Regions from separate parts of the Mus musculus genome. Here regions 1, 2 and 4 are each linked to region 3. A link is a loop called in an ENCODE intact Hi-C map of the cell type or tissue named here. Cell type or tissue: heart. All regions are shown on one strand. Links, peaks and the distances in the headings refer to the core of each region. The heading gives the core; the rest is flanking DNA. Region 1 holds the start of Osgin2 (oxidative stress induced growth inhibitor family member 2). Region 2 overlaps Gm29883 (a long non-coding RNA gene). Region 3 holds the start of Nbn (nibrin). Region 4 holds the start of Ripk2 (receptor (TNFRSF)-interacting serine-threonine kinase 2).

Region 1 (5,690 bases), core at 272-5,271, 56 kb after region 3:
TTCAGCTTCTTCCTCACCCTCTCTCCTCAACAGAATCCACACCAATTTCCTCATAATCCTTCTCTAGGGCAGCCATATCCCCATGGGCCTCTGAGAACTCCCCCTCCTCCATGCCCTCACCAACATAACACTACATGAAGGCATGCTCTGCATTCGCAAGATCAAACTTGTGATCTAGGCAAGCCCAGGCCTCAGCAATGGTTGTGGTGTTGCTAAGCATACACACAGCTCTGTTGGCCAGATACACTGTGGGAGGCTGGTAACTAATGCCAATCTTAAAAGTGAGTGGGGCACAAGTCCACAAACTGGATGGTACACTTGGTCTTAATGGTAATGGCAGCACTGACATCTTTGGGAGCCACATCTCTGCCGTACAGTAGGCCATGTATTTACGACGCCAACGGATCACTATCTAGTTGGCTGACTAAAAGCAGACATTGGTCATCTCTGCTATAAAGTTCCTCGTAGTAGGCTTTCTAAGCAAAAATGGCAGGAGCATAGTGGCCAGAGGACGTAGATTCTAGGACAGGGCACAAGATTGGTCTGGGATTCTGTCAGGTCAACATTCAAGGTCCCATCAAATCTGAGGGAAGCAGTGACAGAAGACAGTCTGACCTATCATCCTATTTAAGTTAGTGTAAATTGGGTGTTCAATGTTGAGATTTCTATAACAGATGTCACAGATGGCCCCATTATCTACCACGAAGGTACAATCAGAGTGCTCCATCCAGGGTGGTATGGATGGTGAGGATGGAATTGTAGGGCTCAACTACAGCAGTGGAAACTTTGGGGGGTTGAGTAATGTAGAACTCCAGCTTCAACTTCTTTTCATAACCAATAGAGAGCCACTCCATCAGCAGGGAGATGAATTCACAGCCTGATCCCCTGCCAAAGCCATGGAAAAAGGAGAAACCCTGAAGCTCTGTACACTGGTCAGCCAGTTTGAGAGTCCTGTCAAGACAAGGTTAATGATATCCTTGCCAATGGTGTAGTTGCCAGGGGCACAGTTATAGGCAGCATCTTCCTTGCCTGTGATGAGCTGAGCTGCTCAGGGTAGAAAAGCTGGCAGTAGGTACCAGTGCGCAATTCATCAATAGCTATGCATTCCAGGTCTACGATCACTGCCCAGGGCACATGCTTGCTAGTGCCTGTCTCACTGAAGGAGATCCTCAAAGAGTCATCTCTTCCCCAATGATCATGTCACTTGGCATGTGGCCATCAGGTTAGATGCCATTTTCCTAGCAGTAGAGCTGCCAGTAGGCATTTCCCATCTGGACATCAGCCTGGCCAACATTTATGGAGATGCACTCACACATGGATGCTACTTGAGGCTGCTGAATGAATGGGGGAAGACAAGGAAGCAGTACTTCTTATAGCTTGACTCTTAAAAGGTCTCTAATGATACATTTAACTATAATAATGTAGCAAACACGGTTTCTTCTCTCCCAACACTAAACTGTAGCAAACACTTTTCACTCCCTCCCCTAAATTTCTCTGCACAGAGATAAGAGGATGGATGGTATTTACCACATAGCCTCAGAGTAAGAATTCCAAGCTCTCCCCTTACCGCTCAACAGTACCCCAAAGGTGTCAGGAGACTTTCAGAGGGTTATTTTCTAAAAGAAATGTAGCTCCCCAAGAGGCTTCAAATTTTCACTCCAGCCTGCTTTTTACAATACTCAAAGTGGACGATGTGTACATACACAACAATCTGTCTAGAACATAGAATCCAGCAGTCTTTGGCATAAAACTTTTCTAGATCTAGAATTTAAAGTCTCCTTACAAACTCAGGAGGTTGGGCAGACCTAGGTCGTTGCTATTACAGCAGGAGTCTGATTTCTCTGCACCTCACATTCTTTTTTAACCTCTTCTGTGAAGGTTATTAAATACACACGACATTTATCTATATCACATAAAATAAGCTCTGTGATTTGTATTGATGACAGTCACAAATACTGTGACTTGTGGCTCACATTAGTAAAGAAAGCAATGTTAGTATTTTTAGAAATGATATTAATATCCTTTCCACCCAAGTTAATGTTTCACCTAAATTCTATGAGCCTCTATTAAACAAGTCTTTATCAGTTTATTCTGTAACATTCACACATGTAAAGCCAGTTCCCAGAGTCCTTACTAAACGTAACATTTCATCCCATCCAGTTTCTTGTACTTTTGATCTTATTCTGTAATTCCCCGAAGTGTTGGTCAATTGTTCTGAATCTAGAACATACGTTCATTCATCTTTGAAACTATTGTTTTTCTCACCGTAAGAAACTTTCATCATAATTTGAGTATAAAACTGCCACTTCCTAAATTTCTCCATTCTAACATGGCTTTACATCACTCATACCTTAGTAAGTCACGACCCACTGTCACTACATGACACATTCTTCTCCACTTCCCTTCAAGCCAGTAACTTATGTTATTAGATTTTTAAAAGATCAAAAATTCAAAGGAGGCTCTTCACAGATTTTCAAATTTACCATTTACATGTAACCGACTCACCGCCGGCCTAGCCACTCTCGCCGTCCTGTGACCCGCGCGGTCCAGGAACAAGAAGAGGGGACAAGAAAAGAGCGGGGTCCACGGAGCTCCGAGCAGCGCCGGCCCAGCGGGCGGCGGCCGAGGAGCACACGCTGCAGAGCCAGCTCCGACCCATCCCGGGGGGAAAGTCACCTGAAATGACCGGCCAGGGAGCAGCGGCAGCACCACACAGGCATGGAGAGCGGCTGCCGTCCTCCGGGAGGGCCGACCGCGGGCTGGTCCCGGCGCGCGCTCTGCCTGCACCGCGGCTCACAGGCGCGGGAGTCTGTCCCCGGCCAGCGGCTTCCGCTCCTCCCCGCCGGCGGCAGGGCGGCGCAGCGAGTGATGAGCGCCGCGCTGGGGGCGGGACCGGGCGCTGCGACGGCGACGCGCGGCTCCGCCCACCAGGTGCGGCGCGTGGACGAGGCCGCCGATTGGTGGAGTCGCGGCGAGGGGCGGGTCCACGGAGAGGGATGCGCAGGGCCGCGGCGCTGCGGTCCGGGTCCTCACGAGGCCTAGGCTCGGGGCTCGGGGTGCGTTCTCGGTGCCCGCTCTTGGGATTGCGGAGCAGAAGAGGGGAGGCTTCTACCTCAGGCCTGCGGGTCTCAGGGAAGTCCGGCCGCGAGAACCTACCTGAGCTCACGTCCTCGCACTGTCTCGGGTGCATCTGGCCTCGGCCCCCGCATCGCGGCCACCCAAAGACTCCCACAAACCTTAGGTGCTCCGGCCGCTCGCCTGGCGCTCCCCCTGGCCATGTTCAGCCTCCCTTCTTAAAGAGCGCCGCTCCACCATTCCCCGGACTGGGCAAGGCCTCACTCAGCCATGCAGAGACTAGTGGGGAAAGGGGCTGGGCCAGAAAAGATGTTTTGAGTCTCTCCAGGTGTCTTTGAGTCAGCACAGGGAGTGCATCCAACTTGGTATTTATCCAAAGTTAAAAGGTGAGGGTGGACACTGTCAGAGCGATTAATCACCTTAATTAATTAATTAATCTGCTCCGACAACGCCTTCACCCATCTCCGTTATTGGGGGGCGGAGGGGAGCAGTTAAAACACTTGTATGTTTATGTCTTTAAAAGAAATTCTCTTTAAGAATGTTGGTTGGAGTCTGCATTTTTTAAAAGAACTCATCCTGGCAGAACATTGGCCCATGCCTTAATTTCAGCCCTGGGAAAGCAGAGGCAGGTGGATCTCCATGAGTTCAAGTCTAGTTTGATCTACATAGGACAGCCAGGACTTTGTAGAGAGACCCTGTCTCAAAAAGAAAGAACTCAGCGTGCCTCCAGGATTCCATATCTAAAAGGTGTATTCACCGGATTTTAAAAATTGTTTTTCTCCTCTTTGAAAATAATGGCAGTATGAGCTCATTTTACGTTTAATGTGTTAACAGTTGTGAAGGAGAAAGGGAAGAAGAAGCTGCGTCTGCCGAGACATTGACTAGAACTGCATTATAGTGGGAAGCTTGGATTGCTGCAGGTCCATCCAGAGGCTAATTACCTTATCTAGGCTAGATCTAGCACTGCAGAACACTAGCTATTTGTCCAACTCTATGTGTGAACTAACGTCTTGTGACTAGAAGATTAAAAACTTTTTGGAATCTATTGACTAAACAGGCCACTAGCTTCCACCAACCAAAAGCTAAGAATGCAATAAGATAACACCCTGAGACTATAGTAACACTTCCCTCATCTTGCTGTACCTGTCTCTCTGGCGTGCTTTAATAAACTATAACAATGGATTTTACACTTACCTTGATTTCTTGTTCTGTGAAACTTCACAGAACTGCTTCCAGTTGGAACATGGAATTTGGGGTAGTTAAAATTGTTCCTGGCCTATAGCCACTAAAAATGGCTCCAGAATAATGTCTTCTTATTCTGTCTAAGAGGAAAGCTGTGGTTTTTTGCAATGTGATGTATAAGACTATGCTTTTTCTAATATTTATACCACTATCCCTTTATACATCTTTTCCCATTAGGTCTTTGTTTTAATTTGTAGGGAATTTTTTCATTTATATTGTTTTTTCAATGGTTGCAGAACAAAAACACCAGATTTCAAATTTACATTGGTTTGTATTTAATGTATTTTGAACAATTATTTTTGGTCTCTCGTGTACCGGGTGTGAGGGGCAGAAATGAGTACATGAGTGCAGATACATACAGAAACCACAGAGGTTATGGGGCAGAAATGAGTGTGTGAGTGCAGATACATACAGAAACCACAGAGGTTATAGAAGAATCCTGGAACAGAAGTTAGAGGCAGTTGGGAGCTCCCCAGTCTCTGTTCCTGGAACCCAACTCTGGCTTTCTGCAAAGCAATTATGTTCTTAATAGTTGAGCTCTCTCTCCAGCCCCTAATGGTTTGAATGTGTCAGAGCTGTAAGAAAACAAATTCCTAGTGTTTAAGCTTTCTGATCTGTAGTCTGGCAGTACAGCAGCCTGAGCCAAGATAGTGTATTTTCCCATTTTCTACAAACAAGTTTTTTAATCATTCAAAACAAACAGTTGCATTTTATATCATCTGGGCAAACCTAGTAATGATCATGCTATAAAAGCCAATAATTTGGTCATATAATACTCAGAACATTCCAGAGGAGAGTCTAGAAATGGTATTATTTTATAGTTTGAAGGTAGAAACCCTTTCAGATTTTTTAATCATCAAGATCATTGCTCTTTTGGTTCCATAAGCAGCTGTGCCTATCTCTGATGAAGCTAAAATTCTCTTCAGTTTTGGCCCTAGACAGGAAGTACTGTGTGGTCACTTCAATGATCACATACAAAACTGGGGGTGGAAGCTCTATTAAAGACTTCAGGTGAATATGAACTAGCCAGTATCCCCAGAGCTCGTGTCTCTAGCTGCATATGTAGCAGAAGATGGCCTAGTCGGCTGTCATTGGGAAGAGAGGTCCCTTGGTCTTGCAAACTTTATATGCCCCAGTACAGGGGAACGCCAGGGCCAAGAAGTGGGAGTGGGTGGGTAGGGGAGCAGGGCGAGGGGAGGGTATAGGGAACTTTCAGAATAGCATTTGAAATGTAAATGAAGAAAATATCTAATAAAAATTTGAAAAAAAAAGACTTCAGGTGAACAAAACTTCAGGTTTGTTTAAGGGACAGAAATCTAACAAAGAGGCTTCCCTCTTAAGTAAACCTTTTAAAGTTTTTGTTAATAGTACAA
Region 2 (5,690 bases), core at 276-5,275, 630 kb before region 3:
CTGTGGTCTCATGGCCTCCAATGTCTTTCTATTCCTTTTGGAGAAGTTCAAGTGGTATTCTGAACCATGCAAATACCCAGCTGACTGACAGGCAGTGGGCAATTCCAAGGCAGTGGTGATGGACCCTCCATGGCTCTTTTGGGGTCTCCTCACCATGTCGTGTAACCTGGGAGTCATTAGTTAGCACCAGGCGGTGGGGGTGGGGGGCTGGACACCTCCTAAGTGGTTGGTGTCCCACTTTAACTCAAATCAGTAGATCTCCATTCTCACTCAGCAACTGACCTTTCATGTAAATGTGTTCTAAATTTAAAACCCACCAGTGTTACACTGGAGACTCAAGACTGGGTTATAATAGTAACTGTTTAACATTTGTTCATCTCTGGCGTTCACAAAGAGAGGTTGCCTCCCTTGAGCAATGTGCCATCCAGAAAGTAGAAAGAAAAGATAATGGAAAATATATTTTATTATTTATACTCAAAAAATTCTAAATGATATCATTTAACAGTGTTAGGAAGAGGAGGCAGGTGTGAGTGAGTCCATCTTTCTTCCTCTGCACCAGATTCCCAAAGGCTCTCCAAGAGGGGGCTCTCTCCACACGGTGTCCTAGTGTCTGCGTCTGCAGATGGAAGCCTGAGATTCAAGGGTCCTCAGCTGAAGAAGAGGGGAGCCCAGTGAAACTCAGACCCATGCACCATCTATGCCTGCTTGGCATTCTTTCCAGAGAGAGAGAGAGAGAGAGAGAGAGAGAGAGAGAGAGAGAGAGAGAGAGAGAGAGAGAGAGAGAGAGAGAGAGAGAGAGAGAGAATGGACCAAAGGGATCTAGGATTTGAAGGGGAAAGACAAAGTGCAAGAATGAAGAAGGTAGGAGTTGTGGGCTTAGGAGTTAAAGAGGAAGTGAAGGAAAAATGGGTAAGGGCAGAGAGGGCCACAGAAGAGCACATGGGCGCTTTGTGACAAGACACTTCACCTTTCCTGAAAATGTACTTTCTTCATAAGATCACGGTAAAGAAGACACATTAAAACTAGAATGCAAACTTAATGATGAGGTTAAAGAAAAAAATCATTCCTCTATGAAAAACAGTCTTGGTGCTGGTAATTTTGAGACGATTGAACACTAAGGGAAAGGCAAAAAGGCTCTGTTTCCATTTTACCTAAATACCTGCCTCTCTCCCCTCTCCATTTTTTTTTTTTTTTGGCTCAGGGGAACATCCCTGCCTATCCCCTAAATGAACGTTTTAAGCCTTTCCGACAGTAACACTTTAACAACGTAGCTTTACCATTCTCCCTTTTGATTACTGAGCATGAGTCTTCCTGTGACCTTTGTCTTGGCAAACCAGTTTTGACAATTTAGGCTTAAGGGTAGCCGATACCACTGCTGTGTTTCTCATAAAGTAAACAGGATGAAAAACAGACTGAAGGTCGTTGGTGCCCCTTGCCTACCTGTGGGAGGCTTTGCTTTGCCTCACACTGGGCCGTTTACTTCTCTTCACTCTGTTACAGAAACCCCAAGATGGATTTTTGATGAAAATAAAGTCGAGATGCCCAGAGGAGTAAGTGGGAAGAAGAGCTTCACCAAGAGATTAAAATGAGAGGAAAGAAGACAGAGTGGTTGGAAGTGAGCAAAACTCATTCAGTCTGTGCGTACACGATGAGATGACAACACAGTCTTGGCTCAGTGTTGAAGTAAATAACTCTGAGCTTAAAAGCTTAAATTGTCTATTATTTGCCAATTACGCTCATGAGTAAGATGTAAAAGTGTGCATTTAATGTGTGGTGGTTGGCTTAAAAGCTTTGTGAGAGCAAACTAACCAGCTCTTGGGATAGTTCCAAGCATCTGATGTTTGATGGTTGCAGAAACAGAATTCTAGGATGCAAACTGCGTTTTCTTTTTGCATGTATGAAGGTGACTGAACCAAGATTAGTGTGTGGTCCAGCAATGGTGCCATTATCCAAGGTGGTGACAGCATGGGCTCCTTTATCTGCCTGCCGCCAAGGGCAGCTTTCTACTAGTCTTGAGGAAGGTACAGGGAGAGAAAAGGGATTCAATAAATGTGAATATTCCCTGTGATGGTCAGGATGTGAGGCTAGTAGGCTCCTATATTACAAAGATGGAAAGCATCTGTCTGTAGACCAGTGCAGGCGAGGTGGAGAGTGAAGAGACTCTCTTTAGAAGCTACCTAGCCTCTTCTTTCCAATATCTTCCTTTAAAATATCAAAGTCACGTAGAACTCAGTACTGTGCTTATAATATGAAACTACAGTCTCTTCCTGATGTTTATGTTCATTCAATTAGAAAATATTACAAATATCTAAATATTTAGCTTGTCACTTCTGAAATTTAATGACCGTGAAAGTGTCTACGAATCACTTGAAGAATTATAGAATTTACACATACATATACAGCCACAATCACCAATGTTGTCTTTTGGGGGTCCTCACACTTTGGAAGACTTGAGTGGAAATTATAAATGGGAAGGTACTGTAGTACCAATAATGACCACTGGATGGCAGGATGCTAACACCTTTGATTTGCTGTTTTTCTAACTTCTGTATCCACTCTGGAAACGGCTTTCACAATCCTTTCATTTTCTGTGAAGACTTTTTGTTTTGTTTTCAAAAAATATTTGCATGTATTTTTATGGGTAGTAAGTGAATATGTATGAGGTCAGTCAAATATTTCAGTTGTAGAGATACATTTTTATGAAACTTGACTCAATAATAACCTTTCTGAGTAATAGTTTTCTGTGTGCAAGTCTAGACCAGAAAGATCTTTATTCTAAATTCTAAAGTATTAGACTAATGTGAATTATCTGTATGTTAGTTAATTGTGGGTGAATATTACTACATCCACCTATGAATGTAGACAGAGAGGTCAGCTCATTAACCCTGAACCTTAGAGCTTCCTGGGGAAAGAAAATGAAGATTATTCAGTTTTCATTTCCAAGAGGTTTTTGAAAAAGCACAACAGAATTCTTGCCACGAAGCTGAATGGATTCTGGAAAATAAGAAACTTGGATTTCAGAAGTAATCGTCTCAGCTCACCTTTCCAAAGCTCAGGATTAAAAAGCTCTGATGAGCACCACTTTAAATAGGATTTGAGGAAATCCTGTCGGAAACTAGGGTCATCTTTCTGTAGATCTCTACGACTAGCGTGCATCTGGTTAGAGTAGGAATATTTTTTAATTGTGTACTTAGTGCTAATATTTAAGGGAATATCTACCTGAATTGAAAAAATTTAGAAAAATACTGTTTAGAAAAAGAGTTTGTAATTCAAAATTATCTGGAAATGAGTAAGAGTCTAAGACTTATACATAATCTCTTTTCCTAAAACGATTTTTTTTTGTTTTTTTGTTTTTTGAGACAGGGTTTCTCTGTGTAGCCCTGGCTGTCCTGGAACTCACTCTGTAGACCAGGCTGGCCTCGAACTCAGAAATCCGCCTGTCTCTGCCTCCCAAGTGCTGGGATTAAAGGTGTGTGCCACCACATCAGGCTCCTAAAAAGATTTTTATTACTTTTGTTTCAAATCCGATTTCTTGTTTTTAGAGCTCTTTACATAAATAAGTACCTTTCAAAATAAAATAAAAAAAATCCTGGTCAATCCCAGGCTTTTAAATATCCTAAGAAAATGTACTGAGTGCTCAGGATATGGGATGCCTTGCCCGTTAGTGCCAGGAGCCATGAGAACCAGGAAAGAACCCGGAGGCTCAGGATCTAGGATTTCTGACGTGTCAGCATCCAGAGATGGAACGCTGTGGGTGTTTAGGAGGAAGAGTCGGTTTTCTTTCGGGAGGTGGCCACTGAAGATATATCATGGGTGATTCTACACCCAGGCAAATAGGGGCACCACTAACTGGATTGAATGGGTTAGTGTGTGAGTGTGTGTGTGTGTGTGTGTGTGTGTGTGTGTGTGTGTGAGAGAGAGAGAGAGAGAGAGAGAGAGAGAGAGAGACTAATAATGGTGTTGGAAAGGGAATGTTGTTAGGGGAGGGAGGGATCCAGGGGGAGTTGAGAGCAAAATAGGAGTAGATATGGCCAAGATACATTGCAGTCAAGTGTGGCAGTCTGAATAAAAATGGGCCTCTATAGACTCATATACTTGAATGTTTAGTCACTAGGGAGTAAAATTGTTTGAAGGGATCAGAAGAGGTGTGGTCTTGTTGGAGGAAGTGTGTCACTGGGGGTGGAGGTGGGATTTAAGGGTTCAAAGGCTAAATTCCAGGTTTCGACTCTCCCTCTTTGCTTGTTGATCAGAATGCAAAACTCTCAACAACTGCACTAGAGTCTGCCTATGTGCTGCCATGTTCCCTGTCATGATGATAATGGATTAGGCCTCTGAAACTATAAGCTATCTCCAAGTAGAAGCTTTTCTAAGAGTTGCAATGGTCAAAGTGTCTCTTCACAGCAGTAAAACAATGTCTAAGTTGACTAAGGCAAATATGTAATTTTCAAAGACAAAAATGAGATGATAATTCCTCAACTCTATATGTGTAAACTTTTAATTAGTTCAATAAAGTCACACGTGCATGAAAATTAACTAATTGGAATCTAATTTATGTATAGGGCCGTACAAAAAATAAAGCATTTTCAAATATTTTCACATCTTCAATTGTTCTAGAAATAGTCTGCAAAGTGCTGAAGCAGAGAACAAAATTTAAGCAATCGGGTCACTGCATGAATGGTCTTCTAAAGGTCTATTAGTGGAGTTTATATTTTTATGGTTGTATGTATGTAGTGTAAACCTATGATTTGATAGTGGCTGTGTCATGCTGGTGTTGGGGTTAGAAGTTATCACTGGGAACCTGAAGTTTCTTTTCCTACAACCAAAGACAATGGTGTTTTTAGTTCATCTGTTCTTCATGAAATCAAAGACAAGGTCTAGAAGGTAAGACTTCATATCTTGAAATATTCACATGGTATTTCGAAGATTCTATATTTAAAAAATGCAAGGCTTTTCTGTCTGTCATTGTTGACCTATGAAGCAGATTTTGTCCCTAATCATGTGACTGATACCACACATCATTTGCGGTGATTGGAGATTGGAAATTGCTTCTCTAGTTCCCGATTCTTCCTAGAGAGTTGCATGTTTTGTGGCTACCCCAGTGTTGAGAAAGGAAGGACTAACTCCACCTGTCACGGTCCCAGGTACTCATTTCAGCCTGTGCTCAGACATTTAGCTCTGGGGTCTGTCTGTGCTCTTTACTTATCTATGAGCTAACAAAACCAGAGCTGCATCTATTTAGTTTACAATTATATTGCAATTGTCCAGTTTTATTAAACCCCTGGAGCTTAATAAATAACCTCAAAACATTTGCTTCATGCATTGGATTATGAAGAGCTAATACCGATTGCTAAGACTGATTCAATGTAATTCACTTCTAAAACCCAGAGACCTAAGCACCATCCCACCACGCTCAATTCCCTCATGCCGCAGACTTCATCTGCACCCTCTCCACGCTGTGCTGCTTCATGGGAAGATAAAGAGAGGCAGCTTTTTCAATAACAAAAATCCAAGCAGCAGGTGCTGTCCAGGAAATGAAAATTACATGGTCCCCAGGGGTTAGAGGTCGTGTTCACTTCATTCATTGTCAAATCATCACCATCATTTAGAATGCATACACAATTTTTTGGTGTTCAATAACTAGTGAACAAATGAAGTGCACAATAGGAGACAAGTTGATATCTTTTGATAAA
Region 3 (5,561 bases), core at 562-5,561:
CTTTTGGATATGTCCTAACCTTTCCCTGAGTACTTCTATGTTAACTCCTACATTTAAATCTGTTTAAACATTTCTCTCAAACAAACTCCAATTCTGCTTTATGAAATTCTTCTCTGCAGTGGAGTTAAGGATCCAGCTTTGTCTGGATGGCAGAACCTAAAGGATAAGGCAGTCCACAGGCTGCTGACACCAGATCTGGGCTGCTTCATTCTGTTCCTCTGCTGACAGGGTAACTGATTAAAACTCTGTGATTTCGAAGAGTTGAAATGTTATAAATCCAAAGTCAAATTATCTTAGGCTACCTTTAATGCCCTTAATAGCCATTTAGTGCACCTACTTCTGTGTCTGACTCAACAGCTTTGTACCAGTTAAATCCTTTTAACATGTATTAACAGACAACTAGCTTCCAGCAACAAAAGGGCTAAGATGTATTGCTCCGACCTGCAGGGATAATCAGAGGGCAATCCATGGCAAAGGGAGTGAGAGAGTGGGAGGGAAAGAGACAGGAAGAATGAGAGAAAGTCAATCATACTGATTAAGCTCTGAAAAACTTTATTCAGGAGTGGCAATATAAGCATAAGCAAGAGGAGGCTCCAAGGGAGGGGAGAAGAGCCCGGGGGCTCCCTGGAGGTCAGGTGGCCATCTTCTGCTCCTGGAACCAACAGTCACAGAGTCCTCTTTACCCACAAACATTCTTACTGTTAGAACCATGACTGGTCTCTCAGGATTGTTTATGTAAGCTAGAAACTTTCCACAAAGCCAAGGCTCCTGGCAATGTATTATACCCCCCTCTCTCTCTCCTTTGCTGTAACCTGCTTACCTGGAATTTTCACCAAGGAATATTGATTTAGGGCTTTCTTCTGTTCTGTAACTATAAAAGCTTCAGGAAACTATGTCCGTGTGGGAACGGGGTACTTAGAACAACCTGTGTGCATATATATGTGGAGGTGATGATCACTCATATTTGACTTAAGAATATAGTATCTTTTGTTCTTTGTGAAGTGAGAACATCTATGTCAGTTACCTGCCTCCTCAGAGTAGAACTCACCTCAAGTTTGCTTTACCTCCCAATAAGTTTAAAGCACTTAGAACATGCCGTGACCTAGAAGTAGACAGGAAATGCTCACCGTTGTCCTGCCTGTGGAGAATGGTTGCTAGGCCAGAATGACGTGACAGGAACTGACAGTGTGGTTGTAATATCATGTCTTTTTTTCATGGTCTCCCATGTTGTAATCCACTAGTAAGTTGAACAAGAAAGTAAACAAACGACCTTAGATTTTTGTTGCGTGGTTCTTTTTGTTTTTGAACAGAGTTGAAATGGAACTTCAACTGTCCTGATTGAGTGTTGTTTAGAAGTTCCTGAAGTACTGGTTAATTCTGTGTTAGCTTTATAAAAGCCAATATGCAGTACCTTGTGGACATTTTTGATTTGGATTAAATCAAGGCTCATATCTTCTGGGGTGAGGAAAGTGGTTGAAATGAGTCTTCAGTGCCTCACAGCATTGCAGTATAGGCACAATTAAGAATAAGAAGCTTAGCAACTGAGCTGGGCCTGGTGGCACACACCTTTAATCCTAGTGCTTGGGAGGCAGAGGCAGGCACATCTCTATTAGTTCAAGGTCAGCCTGGTCTACATAGAGTTCCAGGCAAACCATGGCTACATAATGAGACTCTCCCAACAAAACAAAACAACAGCAAGCTTAATTTTCAAGCTCAGCTCTCTATGTTGCATATAAAGGAAGAGGTCCCTTAGCGTAAATGGTTGATTGTCCACTAAGTGTTAGATTCTATGTGTTTCCAGATTCTAGCAAACACAGACCAAAAATACTATTTTAAAAGTATTTCTGCAGAACATGTATAGATTATTTTTCTTTAAACAATAGAACCAGACAACTGTTTAAATATCACTTACATTTTCCTATATATCACATGTAATCTAACAGTTAATTACAACTATGTGGGAAGATTTCTGTGCTGACAATCAAAACAATGATGCATTCATGCTCTGTAAGAGCTCATCTACTCTGCTTGTAGCTGTTTCAGCTCCATACTTTAGCTTCCCAGATCCTTTGATGTCTCTTGCTGTGTTTCTGTAACTCTATTGCAGTCATTCTTTTTTTTTTTTTTGGATAGGATTTCTCTGTGTAGACCAGGGTGGCCTTGAACTCAGAGACTCACCTGCCTCTGCCTTCCGAATGCTGGGATTAAAGGTGTGCATCACCACACCCAGAAGTTGAAGTCATTCTTTAATGGACACACACCCTTAATGTATGATTTATTAATATTACAACTGGATTAAAAAACCCATTTGTCAGTGCTGGAGAAATGGCTCAGTGGTGAAGAGCATTAACTGCTCTTCTAAAGGTCCTGAGTTCAATTCCCAGCAACCACATGGCGGCTCACAACCATCTGTAATGGGATTCGATGCCCTCTTCTGGTGTGGCTGAAGACAGCTACAGTGTACTCATATACATAAAATAAATACATAATTAAAAGTGGGGGGAGATGGATGGCTCAGCGGTTAAGAGCACTGACAGCTCTTCCAGAGGTCATGAGTTCAAATCCCAGCAACCACATGGTGGCTCATAACCATCTGTTATGTCCTCTTCTTAAGTGTCTGAAGACAGCTACAGTGTACTTACATATAATAAATAAATAAATCTTTAAAAAAAAACTGTTTGCCAGTGGTCAACTATTAAGGGAAATTGGGACTACTTGGCAAAAAGCTTGTGGACTTATTGTTATTCAGTAAATCCTGACATTGTATAAAGATGTAAACATGGTTCTGGTATAATACACTCAGGATACAGTGGAAAAGATTAAACATATTTTGACATGAAATCTTCATCTTGACTGATACTACACATGATGTAACTTTTGAAAATACAGAAAATAATACACTCAACAGCACTTTGATACATCTAGTTTAAAATCCACATTACTTCCGAGCTTTTTAAACATCACAGTTCATTGATTAAAGCGTCCAGTTCGGTCCATCACATTCCTGCCAGGACGCTTTCCGCGCTGCACTGCTGCATCTTCAGCACTAGGTGGCGCCCCCGTCAGCGGCGCGCTCTGGCCGGTTCCCGCCTTTCCGAAGAACTTGTCAGAGTCCTGGGAACGCGCACGTCCCGGAGCCCGCGCCGGTGCAGCCCGGTGACCGCGCAGGCTGGGCAGCTGCGGTTGGCGTCGCACGTCGCGGGGTTCTGAGACGCCGGCCCCATGTGGAAGCTGCTCCCGGCCGCCGGTGCGGCTCCAGGTAGGCGCGTTAAGGAGGCGGCGGGGAGTTCTTTCCCGGGAGCGGCCGCGGGGCGGTGGGGGCTGGGAAGCAGTAGAGCGCGCCTGCGCTTCCGGTCCGTCCTTCTCGCCTTCCGGCGGACGCCTAGGCGGCCGGGGCTGACTGGACACGGAAGCTGGGTGGTGGGAACCGGGATGGCAGCCCACCGTACTTCGGGCGTTGGGGTGTGCGTGCCCAGGTTAGACCGGCTCCAGCTAGGCTGCGAACCGAGGGGAAGAACCACGCGGAGTTGCCCAGGCGCCCAGCCAAGGCTGGGGACGCACGCAGACCGGAGCGTAGTTAGGAGAAATCACGCGACACCACGGGGCCGCTTTAAAGTTTTCAGAATTTCCCCTCGGGGAAGAGTCCTCCGCCCACACATTTTTTTACGCAGTGAAAGTTATCACGTGTTAAGTGGTTGTCTCCTTATTTAGTCACTGGTGATGGGAGATTATGCACTTGCCTGCGACTCTATCTTGTTTGCGGGGAACTTTAAGAAGATGCAGTTTACTAACAGTATAAGGGGAAGGATAAAGTCTGAAAGATTATCTATGTGGGTTGGGGCACTGCAAGGATAGAACGCAACTTAGAGGACTCTGAATAATTAGCCTTGAGCCTAGCTAAGTCTATGAGTGTCTGTAAAATAGAAATTTTCTAGAGGTGGTGGCGCAGGCATCCCAGCACTTGGGAGGTGGAGGAAGGAGGATCCGGAGTTAAAAGTTATCAACTACCTAAGTTTGAAGCCTGCGAGCTACATGAGCGCCTCTCATGTGCTTTTAGGCTGTAGTTCAGTACTCACCTGGGTAGCACTTTATTAACATGATAGCAGAATAAAATATGCTTCTAGAACCAATATCAGAGATGCATTTCGGAATCAGACGCTAAGGGATTAGTTTTCAAGTAAGGTGGTTACAGTAGAAACTCACAGAATATTTATGTATCTACCTTGAAACCGTTCAAGTTCCTCTCTGCTAAACTGAGTGTGATAGTTCCTGCCTGTAATCCCAGCTCCTGAGAAGCCGAGGCTGGTGGACGTTGAGTTTGAGGACAGCTTAGTTAGGCAGCGTAGTGAGACTTCCTCTCAAAAATGAAATAAAGCAAACAGAAATCTCATTGACAGTACTTAACTCAAACGGTTCAGAAGGATGCCAGGGATCTGCTGGACTCTTCCTGTTTGTCTAATTGTGATAATTACTCTTCCAAGTGTAATAGAAGCCCATGTCTCCAAATTCCGCAGGTCACCCACATGTCTGCTATTACTCCACCAGTTGCTGATTTACAACTTTATTTTAGCGTTTTATTGATTCTTTGGGAGTTTCATACCATGCACTTCAACAGCTCATCTCCTCATCCCTCCATATCCACCCTCCACCCTCTGCCCTTGCAACCTTCCCCTCACAAAAGAAAACAAAACAAAATCTCACCCTGAAAACTTCAGTGTGTCATGTAGTATATATACCCTCTTGGCCGAACAGCTTTCCTTGCAAATGTTCATTGCTATGAGTTGGTCTGGTTTGAGTCCTCTGTCTCCTGCTATACTATCAATACTGGATCTTCTTGGATATCCGGTTGTTGCCCTTTGCTGTGGAGGTCTTGCATCTTTGGATCTAGAGGACCAGCTTGTTCCTGAGCGCCAACAGCTCATCAATGGGGTAGATGTTGAGGTAAACCAACTCAAAGCACTGGATCTGGCCTGGATTGTAGCTGAGTTGGTCAGCCTGACAGCTCCAAAGTGCCATAGGTGCTGAGGGGTGGAGCCAGCTCTGCACAGCCCTTGGCATGGCATCAGCATGGCCCTAGCTGGCAGCCTAGACCAGGGATGACCACATGACCTTTGGTGGTAACATGGTCCATGCAAATCAACACAGGTCCCCACTGCTGCAGGGCCATGGACCCAGGCATGGCTTTAGGTGGTGTAGTGGGCTACTCACATCAGGCCATTCTCCACTACTTTCCAGTCTCCAGTTCCACCTTTCTTCATTGTACCATATTCTTCTCTTTTTCTTTCTCTCCATCTCTCCATCACTTACTTGTTCATCTTACTTGCACCTGGGCCTCTGGGTGTCTTCTTAATGGTGCCTGGTAGAGGTCATCTGTGAAGTGCTCCTTCCCACCAGTGCATCTTTGCACTGGGTAGGAGGCTTGTAACAACTTTTTTTTTTAATTAGTAATTTTCTCACTGATGTAAAATGCAACTGTTAATAGTAAAACAAAAGTCTTCCTAAGGTATAGTTGCATCTAATCTGATCTTAATTGTATTAATTTAGAGTTTTTGTTTTTTTTT
Region 4 (5,690 bases), core at 355-5,354, 210 kb after region 3:
TTACAGGATGAACCCAAAGATCCCTGGACACTTGAGATGAGAGGACACAGTGTGGAAGTTCCAGTGACACATACATATAAGATAGCCTTCCCTCCTTCTGTCCAAAGTATGAAATAAAGTATTAGCAGAGAATACATTAGTAAAGTGATTGTCATACAAGCAGGAGAATATGAGTTTAATTCCTAAGAATAGATATAAAAAAGCTGGCAACAATACACACTCCAAAACATTAAAGATACTCTCTTCTCCTCTCTCTCTCTCTCTCTCTCTCTCTCTCTCTCTCTCTCTCTCTCTCTCTCTCTCTCTTAATGGTCCTGAGGAACAATACCTGAAGTTGACCTCTGGCCTACCCATCATGCATGTGGGTCAGCAGCACATGGATCTCCTATGTGTGTATGCTAATACAAACACATGCATGTACATACAAACATAGAAAGGTATGATGTATTCCTCCTCCCTGCCAGCCATTTTATATACAGTCCAACCCTTGAATCAACTCTCTAAAGCTTGTTTCATTCTCTCTGGTTTACATATTGGAGCATCTACAGTCAGAAAAAAATGAATGATCCTTTGGTGACAACAATACAAAGTGACAGGGTTTAAGTCAGATTTAAATTGTAGCCCTGGTACTCTAACATCTGTGCTTTTCTATTCTATTGTTTGATGAGAAAAGCAAATCAGATAGTTTGTGAGGTTAGAATTCAACAAGATTGAGGGGGAAAACAAAAGCAAAAGATTTTTAGAAACTTAAAATGCAAAATACAGCTTCAATAATTGTATCATGAAAATGGCCTAACTCAAAATGTCAATAGGAAACAGCTCTCCATCTCTAGGGTACTTGAACAACCAATCAGAGTCATCAGTCCATTAAGGCTGGAAGACTGCTATGGAAGTCCCACTCACTGGCAATGGAGAGTGACTCACTAATTATTAAAATAATATGCAACGTCACCTAGACTTATTTTCTTTTCAGGTAATCTTAAAGAACAATGGGTACATTATCCACACCAGAGCACAACAAATATACATACAGTGTTTATTATTCATATTTAACAGGTGAGGAAGTAAGACACCCTCAGAGTCAGTTGCATAAGCCTAGGCCTGTGCTCATGGTAAGATCTTAGACAGCAAGATAAAAGAATGCAATGCAGTAAGGTAGGGGATTGTGCTGGTTTTATAAAGACAATGCCCTATCCAATGCAAGGAAATTATACCATAAGTGGTTGGTGAATATGGGAAAGCAATACCATCCTGTCCATCTTTTTCCCTTGGCCTACAAATGGCACAAACGAAGCTTTGAAAAGCAGAATCAAAAGTGAGAAAGCAACTAGCTTTAGTCTACCTAGTGGTCTATTAGTGCTACATTTCCATAGACCATTCGTTTGCTTGGTACTAACCAACCTCCCTTTAAAGTTGACTACTTAGGCGCACGTGCTCGAACACGTGAACACACACACACACACACACACACACACACACACACACACACAGCACTGGCTCCACATACACTGTGATCTAGCCCTTGGAGGGAGGGAGGGCGCCTCCAGGCAGATGAAAGTCCAACATTCTACCAGGGCTGAAGCAAGAGAGTTAGTTATCTGATGCTGTATCTGACCTGATACCCAGGGTTAACAGCCTCTGACCAATAGGGCCGCTATGATCTCTGTATTTTCACACTAGATCCAGCAGGAGAAGAGGCCTGTAGCCACCAAGGTTAGCAAGTGCACTAAGAACTGAATGAAGGTCTAGTTCAATTTCTGATGGAAGTGAAACACACAAGAGTTCTGACTAGATCCATTGACTAACACATACAGCCACAGATCTATGGTATTTAGTTGTAATGTTTTCCTAGAAACAGAAACCAACGCTTTTTTTTTTTCTTTCTTCTGAATATGTGGGAGCTGGACACAAATAATACCAGGGCAAGGGATGGTCAAAACTTTTATTCTTCACAAATTTTGACCATTTAATAGCTTTTGATTCATTTTACTGTTACAAAAAACATTGCACACTTCCTTTGGGGACTTCCAAGGCAAGAGCTCGAATAACAACTGGTAATGTAGAATTTGATAACTGAACTTCATGAGGGCACGTAATAAACCACAAAGAAAACAAAACCAACCAAATCAAACCAAACCAAGCCATAATATGCAGGCTCAGGAGCAGGAGTGAAACACACATAAAACCCTAGAAAAATATTTTGACGTTTAATCAATATAAAAACACCGGTATAGTATTATTATTTTTCTTTTTAGTGCTAAATGCTCAAACTCCGGTGTGTATTTTGCAGTCACTGCGTACTTCATTTCCAAGAGCAGTTTTTAGAGTTCCACAGCTCTTACCGCTAACAGCTAGCTAAAACAAAGCAAAGCCCACAAGCACTGTACCAACACACGTCGGGTTCAATAAACAGGGTTTTAGAGGTGGCCGTGATTGCAGGTTTTTGGAGAGTGGGAACACCTCGGGTGGGAGGAGAGGCAGGGCGAGTTGCAAAGTCTGACGCACGTCCAGGATGGTTTCTCCCTTGGATCAGGTTAGCCCAAGGACTTAAGGACTCGCCGCGGCGGAGCCGGCGCATCGCCATAGTGCGGCCGGTCTGTGGACCACCCAGCCCGCGTCTGTGTGGGGCCCCGCGCCGGCGCCCTACCTGTCGAGCAGCGGCGTGTGGATGTGTAGGTGCTTCACTGCCACCCGCACGCGCCAGTCTGCGTGTCGTGCCGACGAGACCGTGCCAGAGGCGCCCCGGCTGAGGTAGTGCAGGTCGGCGAGCTTGTGGTACGGGATGGGGGGTAGCGCGCTGCAGATGGCGTCCCCGTTCATGGCTCCGGCTGCGCGGCGGCTCCGCCCGACCCTGGCCGCGGCGCTAGGTCCCGGGGCGGCCCATTCCCGCGTGGCCGCTGCAGTTCCGGCCCGGTCAGCTGTGCCAGGGAGCCCGTCGGGTCTGCGGCCGCGCCGGGGTGGACCGTCCTCCTCCCTCCTCCTGGACTCGGCGGGCTCCTCCCTCCGCCGGCCCTCCCTGGGCGGGCTCCTACCTTCACCAACTCCTCAGCCCCTGCCTCCTACCCCTGGCTTCTCCCTCCGCCGGCTCCTCCCTCCGCCGGCTCCTCCCTCCGCCGGCTCCTCCCTCCGCCGGCTCCTCCCTCCGCGGTCTCCTCCCTCTGCCGGCTCCTCCCTCTGCAATCTCCTCTCTCTGTGAGCTCCTCCCTCTGCCAGCTCCTCCCTCCGCCGGCTCCTCCCTCTGCCAGCTCCTCCCTCCGCCGGCTCCGCCCTCCGCCGGCTCCTCCTTCTGCCAGCTCCTCCCTCCGTCGGCTCCGCCCTCCCCCAGCTCCTCCCTCCGCCGGCTCCTCCTCCGCCCGCTCTTCTGTCCTCTGGCTCCTCCTTCCGCCGGCCCCTCCCTCTGTAATCTCCCATCTTTGCGGGCTCCTCCCTCTGCCGGCTCCTCCCTCTGCAAGCTCCCCTCTCTGCGGGCTCCTCCCTCTGCCGGCTCCTCCCTCTGCAGATCATGGGCGTGTCTCAGAGGCCTCCCTCCCCCCACAAGCCGGGTGGACATCGCTGAGGCTTGGAAAAGATTTCCTCCGGGGAAAATCCCTCCGGAGTTCTCCAGTCTGGTGTCAGGTGGGTCGGCTGGATTTTCCTTTGGCCCGAGTGTCTTCCTTAGACTCCAAACCCTGGACGTGATAGGGTGTGGGGTGACTACTGCTGGGGAGCCTGGTGCCCCACTTCCTGAGCTGTAAACCATCTGGTTGCTTCCACTCCAGTCTTTACTCAGTGGCTGCCACTTGTGAGAAGTGAGGTAGAGAGGCTAGCGCTGTCAGTGTGACAAATTGAGGTGTTTAGCTTATATGACTTGCTCCCTTACCAGGAAACGGTTTCTTCTTTTATTCCTCAAAGCCTACTCACAAATAGAAATATAAAACCATTTCTTGTGTTTGGGAAGTCTTCCATCCAAAAAGAAAAACAAAGGCAAAAACAAACAAAACCAAACAACCAAAATCCAGCACTATTTCATCTTTTTACTGTAAACACCTTTCTACTTAGATAACTGTTCAGTACGATGTTTGGCGCAAATATCTCATATTTGTGAGCGATATAGTTCCACGATCCTACACGCACCAGGATACTACAATCTGTAATTGTCCCTTATATTATTAGTGTAATATATATAACACCGACATTTCCTTCCCTATACTCTAGTTCTTAATAGTTTTTTACAAGTCTACATTCTAAGATTATGTTTTCTTGGGCTGGAGTCATGGGTAAGCCGTTAAGAGGGCTTGTTCTTCCAGAGGATCTGAGGTTTGTTATCAGTACTCGAATCTAGTAGCTCACAGCTGCCTGCTCTCCAGCTCCAGGGAATCTGACCAACACTTCTGGCTTCTGCAGGCAACACACATACACATAAACAAAATACAAAAATATAAAAATATGTACTTACAATATAATGTGTATATATCTCAACTAAGAATATATATACGTATACATGCTGTATGTATGTATGTATATATACACACATATAGGGATTTTGTAAGTATATACATTTAATTTTCATAATCAATTAATGATAGAAATCTTAAGACATTAACATTGAAGTAAATGTACTGGAGAAAAACTTAGACAAAATAGACAAATTAGCCTCAAAAATAAACATCACATCTATACTTTGAATTCATTTATTCAAAGTCCTACAAAATTATACCTGAATGTTATTAAGAATAAAGTTTATTTATGCCTTATTACATTAGTCTAGGAAATAGCAGCTTTAAGACATTCATATCTCATTTAGAAATAAGATACACACTTTTGCAAAAGAAGGCACTTTTTCAAAACCAGCACAGTTCCAAGTCAAGTGCAGTGGTATTGGTACCCGCTTATGTTACCATCCAGGGTCATGGACTGAGTTCAGTTTTTCCCAACAATTAAAGAATTAAAAGACAGAAAAAAAAAATCACAGCAACAGCAAGCAATCAAGTTCTGTTAATAGTAAAGTATGTGTGCAACACATGCACACATACACACACACACACACACACACATGCATGAATGCACACAGACACTCACAAGTGGATATACCGATCATAAGTGGGAAGGAGATAGAAACTGAAATCTGCTTTCCCCTGGAAGATTGGTAGTTGAGTGTTTTGGTGATATTGGGTGGGGTTTCTTCTCCCCTCTTTTTGCATTGATCAGTTTAAAAAGAGAGGTGTAGGTCCATAGTATCTCCCTGTGCAAGCTTTGACATATCCATGCTTTGCCTAGAACATGCCCAGGTAAGTCAGCCAGAAAGGTCACACTTTTGGGAAAGGCCAGAAGCTTGCTATCTTGTTGATTATCTACACACTGATTATTCCCTGTCTGCCTACTACCACTCCTCCAGACTAGCTCCCAGACTGCTGTAATCTCCAGGATTCCCTCCTCCTGGATACCCCTTGTTCTCTATATGATAGCAAGTCTCCCCACTTCTTCATGCGCACACTATTCTTGAAATTCTCTCTTGATGCTCTTCTGCTAATCTTGCTTTCCTCTGGGCCATGTCCAGTTAGCTTCCATTTCCCTTAGCTCTGGACTCTTCCAGATGCCCCAGAATGCCCCCCATACCCTTCTCTCTCATCCACAATAAAAACTTTGCTCCCAGATTTTTCTTGGTTTCTTTACTGTGCCCCCACTTACAAAGAACACAAGTATTCGTCACC

What was found. Hi-C counts contacts between places; a loop is a spot of excess contacts. Peaks named below come from ENCODE experiments on the same cell type or tissue, not always from the same donor. Only the 100,000 strongest peaks of a DNase experiment are listed, where the experiment ranks them.
Region 1: it touches region 3 in a loop (8-fold over the local background); 10 of 42 quality-filtered maps call a loop at or near these places.
Region 2: it touches region 3 in a loop (6-fold over the local background); 9 of 42 quality-filtered maps call a loop at or near these places.
Region 4: a loop joins it to region 3, with 3 times the contacts of the local background. A loop is called at or near these places in 9 of 42 quality-filtered maps.

What each region holds. Positions count from the first base shown.
Region 1 is chr4:16,011,011-16,016,700 of GRCm38, forward strand. Osgin2 (oxidative stress induced growth inhibitor family member 2) reads right to left here and starts at 2,878. Exons shown (of 6, transcript NM_145950.5): 1 at 2,677-2,878. The coding sequence starts at 2,720. In heart, for the core only: a CTCF peak has its summit at 2,833; a DNase peak (open chromatin) is centred at 2,901; H3K4me3 peaks cover 2,299 bases; H3K27ac peaks cover 1,208 bases.
Region 2 is chr4:15,326,206-15,331,895 of GRCm38, forward strand. Gm29883 (a long non-coding RNA gene) reads left to right here. Exons shown (of 4, transcript XR_390426.2): 4 at 1,501-1,563. Among named protein-coding and RNA genes, the nearest start is that of Gm29829, 12 kb to the left of the region's middle. In heart, for the core only: a CTCF peak has its summit at 2,503 (motif pointing right); no DNase peak of the experiment used is centred there.
Region 3 is chr4:15,954,852-15,960,412 of GRCm38, forward strand. Nbn (nibrin) reads left to right here and starts at 3,116. Exons shown (of 16, transcript NM_013752.3): 1 at 3,116-3,259. The coding sequence starts at 3,223. In heart, for the core only: CTCF peaks have their summits at 3,052 (motif pointing right) and 3,280; a DNase peak (open chromatin) is centred at 3,360; H3K4me3 peaks cover 1,836 bases; H3K27ac peaks cover 1,639 bases.
Region 4 is chr4:16,160,577-16,166,266 of GRCm38, forward strand. It overlaps Ripk2 (receptor (TNFRSF)-interacting serine-threonine kinase 2), which reads right to left and starts at 3,067. Exons shown (of 11, transcript NM_138952.4): 1 at 2,648-3,067. The coding sequence starts at 2,820. It overlaps A530072M11Rik (RIKEN cDNA gene A530072M11), which reads left to right and starts at 3,534. Exons shown (of 7, transcript NR_045765.2): 1 at 3,534-3,615. In heart, for the core only: no CTCF peak of the experiment used is centred there; DNase peaks (open chromatin) are centred at 3,005 and 3,475; H3K4me3 peaks cover 2,775 bases; H3K27ac peaks cover 1,693 bases.